Regions from separate parts of the Mus musculus genome. Here region 1 is linked to region 2. Evidence: chromatin loops called from intact Hi-C (ENCODE). Cell type or tissue: left cerebral cortex. All regions are shown on one strand.

Region 1 (8,000 bases), 66 kb before region 2:
GGAAGGGCATTACTATAATAAGTAAAACCATGTTCAAGAAAGCTATATTAAAGGGACCTCGTATTTGGAAGCATGGAGGTTTCAAAGTGTTAGGTCACACGGCAGATAATGGGTCACAGCAAAGCTGAGTGGAACCAAGTCCCCACTTCGAGATGCCTCATAAGACTGGCAGGTCATGATCAAGGACAAATATCCTTCTGAGGGATTCCATCTGTCTTTGACTCAGCGAAGAGGGAGAAGGGAAGAAGGGACAGATCACACAAGCTTGTGTAGAAAGGGGCAAATCTGGAAGATCAAGGCAGCTCTACACATGGGAAACTAGCTACTCCCATGCACAGGAAAAGGGTGCTATCTGAGAGCAATGACCCCACCCCAGTCTTCCATATAGGTGTGAGCCACATGAAAAGATTTAGGATTACAGCCTCCAAGGCTCTCAGGGAGCCAGAGCTGGGCCAATTGGAAATGGGTTACCCTAGAATGGGCATGGGAGTATCTTCTTAGAGATGCTCATGAAAAAACGCCAGAGAACATTCTAGAAGACATGGTGGGGTCGGAGAATCACACACCGTGTGGCTGCTCAGACTTGTTCTAGGATGGGCTCTGGTGCGAATGGCTCTAATAAGAGGCATAGCCAACAAAGTTGTTCTCTAGAAATTCCCCTGTCCTCCCCCATCATGGGACAGTGGGTCCTTCTGATCCTTTCCCTGTTCTTGGAGAGGAGAGTGAATACTTTTCCTACAGCAATCATTAAAATGCCAGCCTCCACACACAAAGAGGCCAAACTCAGTTCATACCAAGTATCTGGCAGAAACTGACAGGTTCGGGGCCCCTGTGAGCTAAGTCCTCTCTTTCCAAAGATACAGAAAGCAACCTGAAGTTACATTTGATGACATCAGCCATCACGGAAGCTGTATTTGCATTTCACATTGACCATTCTTCTGACTTCAGATACTGATATGTGGCCCATGCCGCTGTCCTGTTGGAAAGGAGCCCTAAGGGAAGGCTTTCATTGCCCATTCTCTAGGACGAGCTCTGAATATTTCATACCTCCTGCTAAAGTCCCCCCCCCCCCTTACAAATACAGCTGGTGAAACTAAGAAGGTCTTTCACCTTTACTGTATCGCCATGTTTATTCAAACTGTGCAGGCTGCACAGGCTATAGAAGCTGGGCTAGTGCCTTGTTACCCTAGGTTTTCTATTTACAATATTCACCACCAACACACCAACACATGCACATTCAACATCCAACAAACTACTCGCCCCGCCCCCAACATCTCATTCCTTCCTAAAACTACTTTAGGGATTGAAGTCAAATGCGTTGCATATATGTACAAAGTCTCCATGCATGGCAAGACTAGGTGGTATGTATACTGCCTAGGAGGCATGTCTAGAGCAAGGGAAGAGCGGGCAGGACTGAGGAGCGCTCTTGAAATGAAAGTGGACTAGGCTGCATGTTTTGCCCAGGTCTTTGGCACGCTTACTATCCTGGCTGCAGCTAAGACTGTCGTCTTGGTGTAAAACAAGAGCCTAGATCTCAGGCTGAGAGCAGAGTCTGCAATACTTACAAACTTGAGAAGAAAGGTGTTTTCCCGAAGTGCTCCGATGCACCCTGCAAACCCCAGAATGAACATCACTCCTCCCACCACAAGGAAAAGCCACACTGGGTCAAAGCCACCGAGGTCGGTGATGGACGAGATGTTGGAGAGGACACCCTGGAGATGGAAAAAACAAAAAAACAAAACTCAGGACACCAGGCCAAGCTGCCAGCAAGTGCCATTCTCTCCCACAGGAGTTATCTGGCCATATTCAGCAGTCATCTGCTGGCAATCTGGGATGACTGTAGTCAAGAGACCAGGTAAGTGAAGGGAAAGGGGGGAAAAGGAATAGGAAAAGGGGAAGTAGGAAGAGAAAGGCTGGAGGACCAGGATGGAGTCAGGGAGGGAGGGAGGGAGGGAGGGAGGCAGGGAGGGAGGGAGGGAGGGGGAGAAAGAAAGGGAGGGAGAGAGAAAGAAAGGAAGGGGGAGAGAGAGAGAGAGAAGGAGGGAGAGGAGGGAGAAAGCAGGAAGGAGGGAGAAAAGGAGGAAGGAAGGGAGGGAGGGAAATAGATTTCTTTGCAGGATCAACCGTGCTTGTATTTTTGGTAAAATGATAAAATAGCCAACCAACACTAATAAAAACACCATTATCAGGCTCTGGGTGGAGCAACTATAGATGGTATCTTTGTTTCAGTGCCCTCAAATACATACTGTTTTGAGTAAAAAGTAGATGTCACAACAAATACACTACCTTGGACAGAAAGAAGTCATTTTAAGTCCCCCGGGACCACTGGCAAGCAAGCCCTTGGCATGTTTCCAGAAATATGGTGGGGTGGGGGAGCGAGGAGCTTGTGAGTGAACTTTGCAGGCTTGTCTGCAAGCGCTCACAGGCCTCCCAAGGTAAAGCGCTCTCCCAGACTCCACACTTGAGCCTCCCGGACAACCCCGTCAGGTTCAGGTCCCAAGGATCCCACAGGTCTGCTCACGTGCTCAGTGGTGGAGACATTCGCCACACTTCAGGGGCTGAGATTAAAAACAAGCAAGTCGCTCCCTTACTTTCAATTCCTTTATTCTTCTACTACATAAGGAATCCAACGTGATTTTATTTCTCCACATGCAATACCCATTTAAGAGAACTCCTTTCTGGAGTGTGAGAACATGTCAAAGCCTGCCAGGAATTATGATACTGATTCTCTAAAATGCAGAGGACACCCTTGGATTTGGTCTCTGGAGACCAGCGACAGTGTTCTGGGAACTGAGAACCTGAAACACCCAGAATCATCACTATTTGATTTTCTTATTACATTTGAAACCTCAAATCAAATCACTTAATTGAAGTATGGTTTACCATCCAATCTAAAAAAGATAGTGAATGTCTTTTTACACAGCACTGCCACCGACCTGGAACAGGGCTGACACATCTGATTTTGGATGAGGAAAATCGAATTTGGAGCAGTTTGGTGACGGGCTGAAGGTCATGGGTTATTTTAGAACTGGAGCAGATGTCTATCTCAGCACTTCCTGATCAAGCAGGCCAGGCAGTTGCCGCAGTGTGCTTCCCAGGCAGTGCCAATCAAACCAGAGTGTAGGAGGTTTAACTTTCAATCCATTGGAAAGTTGTTGAAACATTTGGGGAACAGCATTTTAGAGCTTTTGAGTTGTTTCTTTTTAGGAGTGTCAACTTAAAAAACAACAAAATGTGTTTGACAAAAAAAAAAAAAAAAGCTACAACACTAAAGTATAACATTTTAATTTAGTAGAAATGATGGCGGCCTTAAATAAAGTCAGAGAGGAAGGCTGGGCAGTTTCAAAGCAGGGAGGAGGGGAGTGGGCCCCAAGATGTGCTGCACCCTGCAGGGCACTGCAGGCACAGACCCAGGGCTAAGCCCAGTTTTGTGTTTAAGCTTAGAACTTGGACATTTATTTACCCTGGTTGGAGAAACTGAACAGAAAACACAGAAACCACCAAACAAGTCTACACTTACATAAACGCTGCAGAGAAAAAATGTTGCCAGAGAAATCAGATAGAATGTAGCCAGTGGTTATCAAGGCTCAGCTGGAAGGATGGCAGCCCCTCGGCTTGCCACAGGTGTGAATTCTTCACACCTTGTTCTGTCAGTGGCCAAGCAAACTTTGAGTGCACATGATGCAATCTGAAAAGTTCATTATTGGAGAAGTATTGATTTGCTTGGTATGAAAGACAAAGAGGTGGAGGGGAGAGGAAAACATGTTTATTTTTCCTCACAATTTTTTTGTTTGTTTGTTTGTTTTGTTTTGTTTTTCGAGACAGGGTTTCTCTGTATAGCTCTGGCTGTCCTGGAACTCACTTTGTAGACCAGGCTGGCCTCGAACTCAGAAATCCGCCTGCCCCTGCCTCTGAGTGCTGGGATTAAAGGCGTACGCCACCACGCCCGGCTCTTTCCTCACAATTTTTAATTAAATATTTTAAATTGATGTATTGGAATTGCACATGGTACTGTGGAGGTACAACGTCAAATTTCAGTCGGTGGCTACATGCAGTGTGTGGTGTTCAGATTGAAGTAATTAGCATAACATCAACATTGGCAATTTGTCATTCCTTTTCAGCTGTCTTAAATGTATTAAGTGTTTACAGTGTCTCTGTGTGTACATATGTGCATTATGTATGTGTATATGAGCAGTGGTGTGTGTGTGTGTGCCTGTGTGTGTGTGTGTGTGTGTGTGTACACCAGAGGTAAACCAGAGGGTGTTTGTTATTCTTCAGGCACCATCCTCTTCATTTAGTTTTTAATTTTATTTATCTTTTGAGACAAGGTTACCTCCCTGGAGCTTGGGGCTGGATGATTTGCCTGGCATGTCTGGGCCAAAGGCCCCAGGGTTCTGTTTGTCTCCAACTCCCCAGCTCTGGATTACAAACAGAAGGCACATGTTTGTCTTCTTACATGAATGACAAGGGTGGAATGCTGAGGCCCGCATGCTTGTCCACCAAGCATCTTACTCACTGAGCTATCTCCAGCCCTATTAGATTCTTAAATTGTATTTGGTTACATCAGGCAAGTATAACTACATAATGTACATTGAGCTAGAATTCCACCTCTGACTCCCAATCCTGCTAACGTCCTCTTCCTGGCTCTCCCCATCCCTCTAGTCCGCTCAGTTTCCCTAGACAGTTTGACCTTCACTTTCACATCGTCTGTACACACATGATTTTATGTATATGCAATGTCTAATACCCATAAGAGAGAGAGAACATTGGAATTCGTCATTCTGAGGCTGAACTCATCTGCCTAACTGGATGATCGCCATCACTCATTTCCTGCAAATGACAATTTCATCATTCTTCATGGACGAAAGCAATCCATTGTGTGTACGCACTGCATTCTCTTTATGCATTTCTATACTGGTGAACTTGGCTCCATGCCTTGGTTATGGAGAACAGTGCCGTAGTGAACACTGCCATGCAAGTGTCCTTGTCCTGTGTGGATTGGACAGGTAGCCAGCTAAGGCATATGGCAGTCTCATTTTTCTGTCTTTTGAGGACACTCCACACTGAGTCTCAGTGGCCTGATTAGTTCATATCCCACTAGCATGGCATATGAGCTCTCCTTTGTTCCCATACAAACCACTGTCTGGTATTGTTGTCTCAATGACTGCTACTCTGTCTCTCATAGGATCTCAATTTAGCTTTTATTTACAGTTCTCTGATGGCCAGTTGAACAATTTTTCATGTTTATTGGCCATTTGTATTTCCTCTTTTGGTAACTGTCTGTCCACCAGCCCATTTATTGTTTGGTTCATTTGGCATTAAAGATTTATTTATTATTATAGATAAGTACACTGTTGCTGTCTTCAGACACACCAGAAGAGGGTGTCAGATCCCATTACAAATGGTTGTGAGCCATCATGTGGTTGCTGGGATTTGAACTCAGGGCCTTTGGAAGAGCAGTCAATGCTCTTACCCGCTGAGCCATCGTGCCAGCCCCATGTAGCATTTTCTATTTCTTTGTATATTCTAGAGCTTAGTCTTCCATGGGACGGCAAAGATTCTCTCCCATGTTGCCGTGTCTTCACTCTGCTGTTTCCTTGGCTGTGCAGAAGTTTGGTCATTTCATGAAATCCCATCTGTCAATTGCTTTCTGAGTCCTTACTGAGTGTTGGCGGATGTCAATATCTTTTTTTTAAGATTTTTTTTTAACTTTACATGTGTGTATATGCACATACGCAGGCACCTGACGAGGCCAGAAGAGGATTCAAAGCCCTTGGAGCTGGAGTTCCATGTGAGCTGCCAGACGTGTGTGCTGGGAACCAAACTCCAGTCCTTTGGAAGAACAGCAAGCACTCTCACCCACTAAGCCGCCTCTCCCACCCCATGCCAATGTCTGGAAATGTTTTCTTCCCCAATGGTTTCCGAGTTTTCAGGGCTTATGCTAAGGTCTTGGATCCATTTGGAATGGATTTTTTTGTGCACAGCAAAAGATAAGGATCTAGCTTCGATCTTCCACCATTTGTTGAAAAGAGACTTTTCTCCACTATATTGTACTAAAATCTTGTCAAAAATGTTGGCAGCTGTAACTGCTTGACTCTGCTCCCAGCTCCTCTATTCTGTTCGACTGATATAGACGTCTGTTTCTGTGCAGTACCATGCTGTTTTGTTACTACCGCCCTGTCGTCCCTAAAATAGGCTATGAATCAACCTGAAATTCTTTTTTCCTGAAAATTCTATTGTCTATCTGAGATCTTTTGTGCTTCCAGATGACTTTAATTTTTTTTCTTCTATTTCTGTGAGAAAAAAATAGTGTTGGAATTTTGACAGGTACTGAATTCTGGTGATTGCCTCTGGTAGCGTATTCGCAATATTAACGTTTCCAATCCATGAGCATGGGAGGTCTCTCCATCTTTCTTTGTGTGTTAAAGTTCTCATGGTAGAGGTCTTTCACCGCTGTGGTTACATTTATTCTTGGTACTTGTTTGGATGGCTGGGAATGAGGCTGTTTCTCTGTCTACCCTCTCAGTACGTTTGCCATGGTATAGAGGAAGGCAGTTGATGTTGTATGTGAATTTTTTGTATCCTTTTACTTTGATGGAAGTGTTCATCGGCTCTGAGTTTCCTGTTGGAGTTTTCAGAGCCTCTCGTGTATAGATCGGATCAGCTGTAAATAAGGAAACTGATTTCTTGTTTGTATTTCCTTATCTTAACTTATTGCTCTAGCTAAGACTTTTAAGTACTATATTTAACTGAGTGAGAAATGTGTGTGTTGGGGGTCGGGGCGGGGATGGAGTCTGAGGAGATAGCTCAGTGAACAAGTGCTCACTCTGCAAGTGGAAGGGTCTGGAGCTCTCTGGCATGCACATAAAAGCGAGTTGTGTGACTCTAACTCTAAAATGGGAGTGGGGTGGTGGGAACAAGTAGATTTGGCTTGGTGGCCAGATTGACTACAAAGATAAGCTGCCCATTTCATTGGGTACCCTCTCTCGAAATCTAAGGGAAAATGAAGCTCTCTTCTCTGCATACACATACTGCACACGTGTGTACAACTCTGTTCTCTGCATATGTATACCGCACACGTGTGTGCGCACTCCCAAACCGCAGGGTGGAGAAGGCAGGCGCTCCTGGTTTGTTCCTGATTTCAGTGGAAACGATTCAGCTTTTGTCCATTTAGGATAATGCTAGCTATAGGTTTCTCACATACAGCCTTCATTGTTGAGCTATGGTCCTTCTACTGAGTTCCTTAAATCGTGTGTGTGTGTGTGTGTGTGTGTGTGTGTGTGTGTGTGTGTACACAAGTGCTTGCAGGTGCCCACAGAGGCCACTCATGTCAGACTGCTCCAGAACTGGAGTTAGAGGCAGCAAGCCTGATATGGGTATTAGGAACTGACCTGTCTTCTGCAAGGCTGTACATGCTCTAAATGGTTGAGCCATCTTTCTGGACTCCTCGAGAGCTTTTATCATGAAGGGATGGGGGCTTTGCCAATCCGTATGTACTGTGATGATCACGTGATTTCCACCCTCGAGGCCATGCCTGTGATGACTACATTTACTGACGTATGTATGGTTAACCACCGTTGCATCTCTCAAACGGAGCCAACTTGATTATGTGGACGACGGCCTTTTGGACGTGTTCTTGCGCTTGCTTTGCACGGACTTCACTGAGAATGCGTTCGTTAGGGAGATTAGTCTACGGTCTTTCTTCCTTTCCTTCTCTCTCCCTTTCTTTCTCTCTTGTCTTCTTGTTTCTGTACCTTTATGAGGATTTGGTACCTGAGTAATGGGACTTCGTGAAATGACAGTATTCCCTCCTCTTCTATGTTATGGAATAATTTGGAATAGTATGCTTATTTAAAGGCTTGGTAGAACGGAACGAACTCATCTGGGCCTGGCCTTTATTTTATTTTACTTTATTCAGAGTTGTTTTCTATTATTATTATTATTATTATTATTATTATTAATTATAATTCAGTTGTTTATTATTATTATTGTCATTGTTG
Region 2 (8,000 bases):
GAGGACACAGAACTATGCTACCTTCTGTAAAGCAAGTCTCAACTATTGATCCTGACCTTATCTGCATGTATCCACAGGACATGGCTGGTCAATGTTTGTTTCCAGTAAACCCGCAACGGCAGTTCTCACTAACAAACTGAACTAGAACCTGTCTGAATAGGGTCTGGCTTTGTTTTTTGGTTTTGTTTGTTTGTTTGTTTGTTTGTTTTCATCAAAATACCTCCCTGTGTCCAATTGTCAAAATGCATGTATGATGACAGGGCTCTTTTTAAGAATGGAGTAAGTCACTTAGAAGCAACGCGTAAAGTACTGGGGTGTGTGTTCCCAGCACCAGAAGAAGAAAACAAGACACCCTTGATGGATAGCAACCTCAAGCCACTCCCATTGCCGCTAGGCATTTATGAGTGACCATTTAGCAGTGGGCATTACTTGGGTACTAAAAGGCAGCCTTAGAGACAGACACTTCACACAACAGACTCATCTGAGGGCAGACCTAAATGGTAAGCTGCACAGGCACAAAACATGGAGAACTAATTCTATAGGGCCAGGACACCATTGCCCAGTCCTGACTTAAAACTCAAACAGACTCTGTGTGGGCAGGTCCCCGGGCTAAGGCAAGAAGAGCATTTGAGTTCAGGGAACGATGAGTCCAGCCCCCTGAAAGTGGCTCCAGGAAGGACAAGGACTCATGTCCTTCACCATTGATTCTTTCTGCCTAGACCAGGCCCTGGGCTCAGCAGGCTGGGAATGTTCGGAGACTGAGGAAGAGTGGATAAAATCAGGCTGGAGAGGCACAAAGAGCACACAGCAGCAGAAGGCCTCTTATCCTCCACCGGGGGAACAGGGAAGTTAGCTAGCTGTGCCGCCTTCTGTCTATTAAAAGCATTCTGGTCTCGTTTGTGTGTATGCTTGTATGGGTGTGCTTTGTGTGTGCAGGTGCCAACAAAGGCGTGAAGAAGGTATCAGTCCAGTGGAGACAGAGTTAGAAGCAGTTATGAGCCATCTAATCTAACACGGTGTTCTGATCTTGGATCCCTGGAAGAGCAGCAAATGCTCTTAATCACAGTCCCTTGTCTCCAGCCACAGAGACAAGGGGGGTGGGGGTCAAGATAAGGTTTTACTGTGGAGCCCTGGTTGCTCTGCCTCCTGTACTGGGGTTAAAAGCATGTGCCATCACTGCCCAGCAAGATCTCATCCTTTCAAGGACACCTAGGTTGAAGAAGTGATGCACAGAAAGGGGGAAGTACTTAGAAACTGAAGCCTAGGCCCTAATGAACGAAGGGACAATCGGTGAAATAGGACAAACTAGAGTGAGAGTGAGTGTGTGTGTGTGTGTGTGTGTGTGTGTGTGTGAGAGAGAGAGAGAGAGAGAGAGAGAGAGAGAGAGAGAGAGATCGACCCCCACAAGTTTCATTAGGACTGTTTACTAGTGCATAGGTACACCACTGAAGAAAACCCCATAAATCCTGAGGGAGGGGTAGAGTCAGTAGCCCCAATGTTGTTGACAGCTTGCACAGATAATCACAGCCACTCTGCGTTCAAGGGTACAACTTAGTGCTTGCCTATGAAGCAAAGTCTATCGTCTCTGTCAAATTGTCATCCCGAAGACAGTCTTTAGGAAGAACAAAAGCTATTATTTCCAAGGATCACATAAACAATAGCAATGCCCACCGACTACTATGAGATATAAACAGGGCCGCTTTGATCATTGTTCTTCAGCCTATTAATATGTACATATTAATATTCTGCCAGTTCACTTGAGACTAATGAAGAGCTTCAACAGAACGAAGTGAGATCAGAAGCTAACAGAGCTGGGTCGACCTCCCTGGGTCCTCGCGTCTTAGAACCAATTCCTGCTTCCCATTCCTGACCCTGTCTGCCATTCATCCCCATTCTCAAAACCTTAACGAGGGTAAATACCTCGCACACATTTATTAATGAGGCATCTAGCTTCATGTTGTCACTTGCTCAGATCCCCACATTAAAATTAATGGTGCCTTAAAACTGTAAGGCTCTTTCATTTGTACTGTCACCACACTAAATACAACAAAAAAAGTTTCTCTCAAAAGCCCCAGACCTTCATCCTCCCACCTTCCCTGAGAAAAGAAATGGGCTATGTTTGCCCCCGACCGACCACCGCACCTCCATGCTGAATGAAGCCTTTCTGGCCTCGCCCTGGACAGAGGCAATGCTACTACCCTAAGTGTCGGCGGCCCTGGAAGTGGGACAATGGCTGATGGATTTTCATGGGACATAAATCACAGCTCAATACCTGCCACCTCACAAAGCTGCGTCTCACGAACCCCACACCCTGCACAATACAGCTTGTCATAGCATCTGTGACAGTTGTTGAGCAAGGGAACCTTTGGTATGAGGAGATAGACGGCACTTTCCTTTCAGAGATAGGCTGGTTCTTCTCCCTGCATGATGAAATTTATTTTATTAAAATCACAGTCGCATCCAATTCCCACATGTCAGCTGAAATGTAAAATACACTCGCATGCTTCGTGTAACCGTTGAGTGTTTTAGCGAGACTCTTGAAACCATACTTAGCTGATCACTGCTTAGCGCGGCCCCCAGCCTCTCAGCTCTCCTGCTGTCGGAATTTTATACACAAACTTTTGAACAACCTTTCAGTCCCCTTTGCAGGGGAGGGTGTCTATGAAAATTTGAGGCTAGATGTGATGACACAGGAGGCTGAGGCAGGAGGATGGTGAATTCAAGGTTGGTCTGGACAACATGGTGAGACCCTATGAACACATGTTTGCTACCTGGAAAAACCTACATAGAGCTTTTTTTTTTTTTTTTTTTTGGTTTTTTTGAGACAGGGTTTCTCTGTATAGCCTTGGCTGTCCTGGAGCTCACTTTATAGACCAGGCTGGCCTCAAACTCAGAAATCCACCTGCCTCTGCCTCCCGAGTGCTGGGATTAAAGGCGTGCGTCACCACATCCGGCTCTACACAGAGCTCTTAAACTCACTTAATCCTCTAGAAGGAAATTTGTTGAGCGAACTGTCATGTAGAAATTCTGCTGGCCTCTCTGAAGTCTGTCGACTGTGCCTTTTGTCACATGCAGCCATGATCCCCCAGCATATGAAAAATGACACTCGCAACAGGTCCCAGTTAAGAAAACCCCGAGATCTCTCAGAGGAGACCTCATGCTCATACTCCCTCTTGGGTGGCCCAGGGCACCCGTGTGTGTCCCTTGCAGACAGAAAGTAATGTAGTCACACAGCAGTCCTGGCCCCAAATACTCACCAGACCATGAGCCCCACCTCCAAGGCTTTCCAGAAACCCACTATACGACTGAACACAGAGTCCTGGAGAGAAAGCAAGTGGGCTTCAGTGGCCGAAGGGAAACCCAGAAAAGCACTTAGGTTTCAGTGAGAAAGACAGGGCAGGGCCTGGGTCAAAGGAAAAGATGGAGAGTGGGGGGGCTGGGGTCTGCTCTGGGGAAATGGAGAGAAAGCCTCACGGTTCAGGGAGCTGGCTGGAGGGTGGGGGATGGAAAGACAAAAACACTCACTGACAGCCTGACCAGTACCCATATATGATAACAGGGGACATGCTCTCATGCAAGTTGTCCTCTGACCTTTACAACCTTGCCATACATGCTAAATGTAATTAAAAAAAAAAAATTAAGAGAAGCATCAGCCACACTCTGGTTCCTGAAATCTACACTTGCAATGCGGAACTCTTTCTAGGGTCAGCGGAGGCAGGCGGCTCACAGAACTGCAGCGGAGCGAGAGCTACAGGTACTAACTGCATTCTGTGCTGAGTGGGCCCTGCATGTTTCTCAAGTGGCTGGGCACAGTGGTAAAGGAGGGGCGAGGATCAGCCCAAGCAAGCTTCCCAGGAGAACGACATGCTCAACGGACAGACCTTGGCTTAGGAATAAGGCAGTAGCCACAACCCCATGGACAGACCACAGCAGAGGCTACAGCCACGTGGGGCTTCAGTGTCGGGCTGGAGCCCAGCTGCAGCAGGCCCTGGAAAGAAAGATGCCATAGAGGAGAGGAGGAGGTGAGGGCCAGAGCCAGTGAAGAGGGTGACAAATTGGTGCTCTGGTGTCACAAGCAGCAGGCTTGTTTCCTCCTGGGAGCTGAGGATGTTAGAGGCTTTTACAGGGGAAGCCCAGCTGCTGGGAGGCAGACAGGCAGCATGTGTGCACTGCACCTTCCTCTCAAAGCCTAGGATTCTGTTACTACCAGGCCAGCAGGGGCAGGGCAGCTCAGACTAAGAAGCTGTGGTATCAGGGACCGGAGGGAGGTATGACCTCTGTCAGGCACAGAGCACACTGGATGGCAGACGCAAGCCTGAGGAATATATTCCCTGAAGACCAATAAGCATGCCTTGGCTTCCAGCAGAGGCCAAACTCTGCAGAGGGCTGCTGTAGAGACAGCTGTGTGCAGCTGGTACCAAGTGCAGGGAACCTGTGGGCTCCTGGCTGGGGCAGAAACAGTGTTATCCCCAGGAGCTCCCTGACAGTGACAAGCCCTTGAAAAATGAGTGACTGGCAAATGATTTATGTATAGCAGAAATCTGTCCTCTGAGTCTCTTCACTCCCAGACCAAAGTTCCAACAAGGAGAACCAGCTGAGTCTCCATCACTGGCTAGGGCCATGAGGGTGCAGGAGAATGAAGAGGAGCCACCACTGCCCGGGTGTCCATCCACTGAAGAGTGGAAAATGACAACATGGAGCGTAGAAACAATGGAATTTATGCAATCACCGGGAAGAAGAAATTGTGGATGTGAAAGAGAAAATAGATGGAACTGGAAATTACTATATTAAATACTGTAACCCAGGCTCAGAAAGACAAAAACATGTTCCCATATGCAAATTCTAGCTTCATATGAGTGTGCACGTGTGCGTGTGAGCGTGCGTGTGTGTGTGTGTGTGTGTGTGTATGTGTGTGTGTGTGTGTGTGTCTGTGTGTGTCTGTGTGTGTCTGTGTGTGTCTGTGAATGAGTAGAGATGGAGGCCCCTTTCTAAAGGGGTCCAGGAGAGAGGGAAGGAGGCTATGAGGGAAAGGGTGGAAGAGGAAAATAGAACATGTGATACTAAAGAGTGACGGGATGGAGAAAGGAGGGGCACCCAAAACTAATTATGTATAAAATTTTCATAAAGAATCCAGTTACTTTGTAAGCTAAAAAGCTTGAAGGGCACTCTCGGTCCTCAAGGGGCTTAGTGCCATTCAGGTCACTGTGGGTGGCCTCTGACAGTGGCTAGTCATCCATCAATTAAACAACACAAACCAGCATTGTTTATAGCAAACACACACATACACACACACACAAACTAGAAGAAAATGTCCTGACAAAACCGGGCGTGCTCACAGCCTCTGAGTCACAATATTAAAGAGGAGTCATGTATTATATAATAATCTTTCTGTCAGCTGGCCAAATATACAAAAGTAGTCTGAGGGGCCCACCGTCTAGTGGCAATGGGGCCATCTTGGTTTACGTAAGTGCACTGTGTTTGAACAGTGAACTCACGTAACTATTCATTTCTCAGAGCATCCATGCTGGTAGAAACACCTTCCTATATATCCATCCTGCTGCTGTAAGACGTAGTAAGAAGTCTGAATAATAGCTGATGTGTTGAGAATGGCAGGGGAGGGGGATCTGTTTACAAAGAATTTTTTTATACAATCCTCTAGGAACCTTATGAAGCCTGTTTTGCAGGGAGCCAAAGAGTTTAGCCAACTTGTGCCAAGCAACACAGCATGGCTCTTGGGTCACAACAGATGGGTCTGCTTCTAGAATATCCTTGAGTACCTCGGGAGTTCAGAGATGACAGGCAGGGAGAGGGCGTGAAGGAAAGTACCGCCTGGGGCAGAGAGACAGAGATGCAGAAACGGGCTGGGCTCACACCAAGAGGACAGGCAGGTCAACCAGGAGTGTAGCTGGGTGCACTAGAGGGCACTGGGCATTCAGAGCAGAGGAAAAGGGTACCCAGGCGGTTCTAACCAGACTGAGATTCTGGGCTTCACCATCCTCACCTGTAAAGCAGGGCTAACAACACAGCGTTGCATATGAAGCAGTTGAGAGCAGTGGTAGCTTGAACTCGGAAATTCTTTTGATTTCAGAATTCTTGCATAGACTTTATGGACTGAATAACCCTAACCTGAAAATCCAAGGAGCCTCAGATTTCAATGTCCCTCTCTAAGACGACTAAATGAAGCGCGTACAAAGTGCTCAGACTTCAGGATAAAGCTGTGACCCGGGAGCATCCTGTACCTTTAAGGACGGTGGAAAGTGTCCAGATGGGTTTTTAGAGCTCAGGACACCTCATCAGAGACAGATGGTAGATTGTGATGGGACCAGGCCCCTTTCTAAAATGGAGAAGAGTAGAGGGAAGAAAAAAAAAAAAGGCTGGCTGACTCTGAAAGGCTGACCAAGAAAATCAGGCAAAGAAAAATGGAATGCCATCTCTAAAATTATGGCCTTAACAGCTTTTAAGGAAATAAGATAGGGGAACAGGGCACAGTGGGGTTTTGAAATGAGAAAAAAAAAAAAAGTCTTCTGCTCTCAGAGATGAACTCTGAGAACCAGATGTGCAACAACCCCTCTCAACACACCTATCAAGTTAAAAGTTCTAAGTCTAAGGGTAAAAAAGGGGCTTAGCCTTTCTTTCTTTCTTTCTTTTTTTTTTTTTTTTGTTTTGGTTTTTTGTTTGTTTGTTTGTTTGTTTGTTTTCGAGACAGGGTTTCTCTGTGTAGCCCTGGCTGTCCTGGAACTAACTCTGTAGACCAGGCTGGCCTGGAACTCAGAAATTCACCTGCCTCTGCCTCCCATGTGCTGGGATTAAAGGCGTGCGCCACCACTGCCCGGAGGCCTTTCTTAAGCAAAGAGAGACAGAGAAGAACAATGGCCTTACGCTCAGACTAGCATTCCTAGAGAAAGGGTCATGGGCAACATCAGGATCCACAGTGGACACTGACAGCAGCCAAAGCCAACTTGCACAGTGCCACACTGGAGGCCTCCTGGTCATGAAGGAGACACTGTGGACTTAAGCTGGATGCCTACTGACCCTGGACTTCTCTATCTTTATTCTCAGGGGCCAACAGAGCATCTGACTTTGATCTGGCTCCTCCAGGGACCTGGCAAACAGTAGGAGACTGTGTACTGATTTGTCATTCCTGCACCAAGACTCCCAGGCCACAGAAGGGAACTAGAGACAGCATGAGCCTGGCCTGAGTCAGGCTAGGATCTGGTTTTATGCAGCCATGTCCTGAGGGGGTTATCAGGATGAAGAAATCAGCCCTTTTTATGTTCAGAGTAGAGCTTAGACGGCTGAGGGGCACAAGGTACCAAGGACAAGCAGTAATGGTAGGAATAGAGGAAAAAGAGGAAAACACAAGAGAAGCCTTAGGGAAGTGTATTCACTTCATTTCTTGTTGCTGTGAAAAAATACCTGGATTTTTTTGGCTCATAGAGGGCACCATCCCTCATGGCGAGGATGATAGGGCAGTAGGAGGAAGTGAGGCAGCTGGTCGTGGGGCATACACCTCCAGGAAACAGAGCAGGAAGACACTGCTGCTCAGTTGCTTTTCTTCTTTTGATTCAGTCTAGGACCCTGGCCCATAAAACAGTTCTGTCCACATTTATGGTCATTCTCCCCACCTCAAACCTAATCTTAAAAAAAAAATTCCTTGTAGATGTGCCACCAGATCCTAGCACTTTGACCATCAATATTAACCATCACAGGGGGTAAGAGATACAAAAATGACCCTGAGAGATTCAGGGTCTCCGAGACTCAGAGCAAGTTCCTGTCTATGCCACCGGGGAAGCTTTGCTGAACTTGGAGTTGATTTGCAAAGAGTCTGTTTGAGAGGCTACCCTCGGTAGCTGTCTACTCCAACGGCTGGTGGAAAACAGGGCATTCTGTCATTCAGCAACGCCTTTCCTTCATGCCAATGACTTTTTTTTTCTTTTCATCTTTTTGAGGTGTATGTGAGACACCTGTCATGTATCTATGTGCGTACATGTTTATGTGCA

Evidence for each region. Hi-C counts contacts between places; a loop is a spot of excess contacts. Peaks named below come from ENCODE experiments on the same cell type or tissue, not always from the same donor. Only the 100,000 strongest peaks of a DNase experiment are listed, where the experiment ranks them.
Region 1: a loop joins it to region 2, with 1.8 times the contacts of the local background. A loop is called at or near these places in 5 of 42 quality-filtered maps.

What each region holds. Positions count from the first base shown.
Region 1 is chr3:138,884,447-138,892,446 of GRCm38, reverse strand. Tspan5 (tetraspanin 5) reads right to left here. Exons shown (of 8, transcript NM_019571.5): 3 at 1,566-1,712. Among named protein-coding and RNA genes, the nearest start is that of Tspan5, 150 kb to the right of the region's middle. In left cerebral cortex, a CTCF peak has its summit at 3,393; DNase peaks (open chromatin) are centred at 3,034 and 6,096; H3K27ac peaks cover 591 bases.
Region 2 is chr3:138,818,310-138,826,309 of GRCm38, reverse strand. All of the region lies in intron 1 of Tspan5 (tetraspanin 5), which reads right to left. Among named protein-coding and RNA genes, the nearest start is that of Tspan5, 80 kb to the right of the region's middle. In left cerebral cortex, a CTCF peak has its summit at 4,177; a DNase peak (open chromatin) is centred at 4,034; H3K27ac peaks cover 1,211 bases.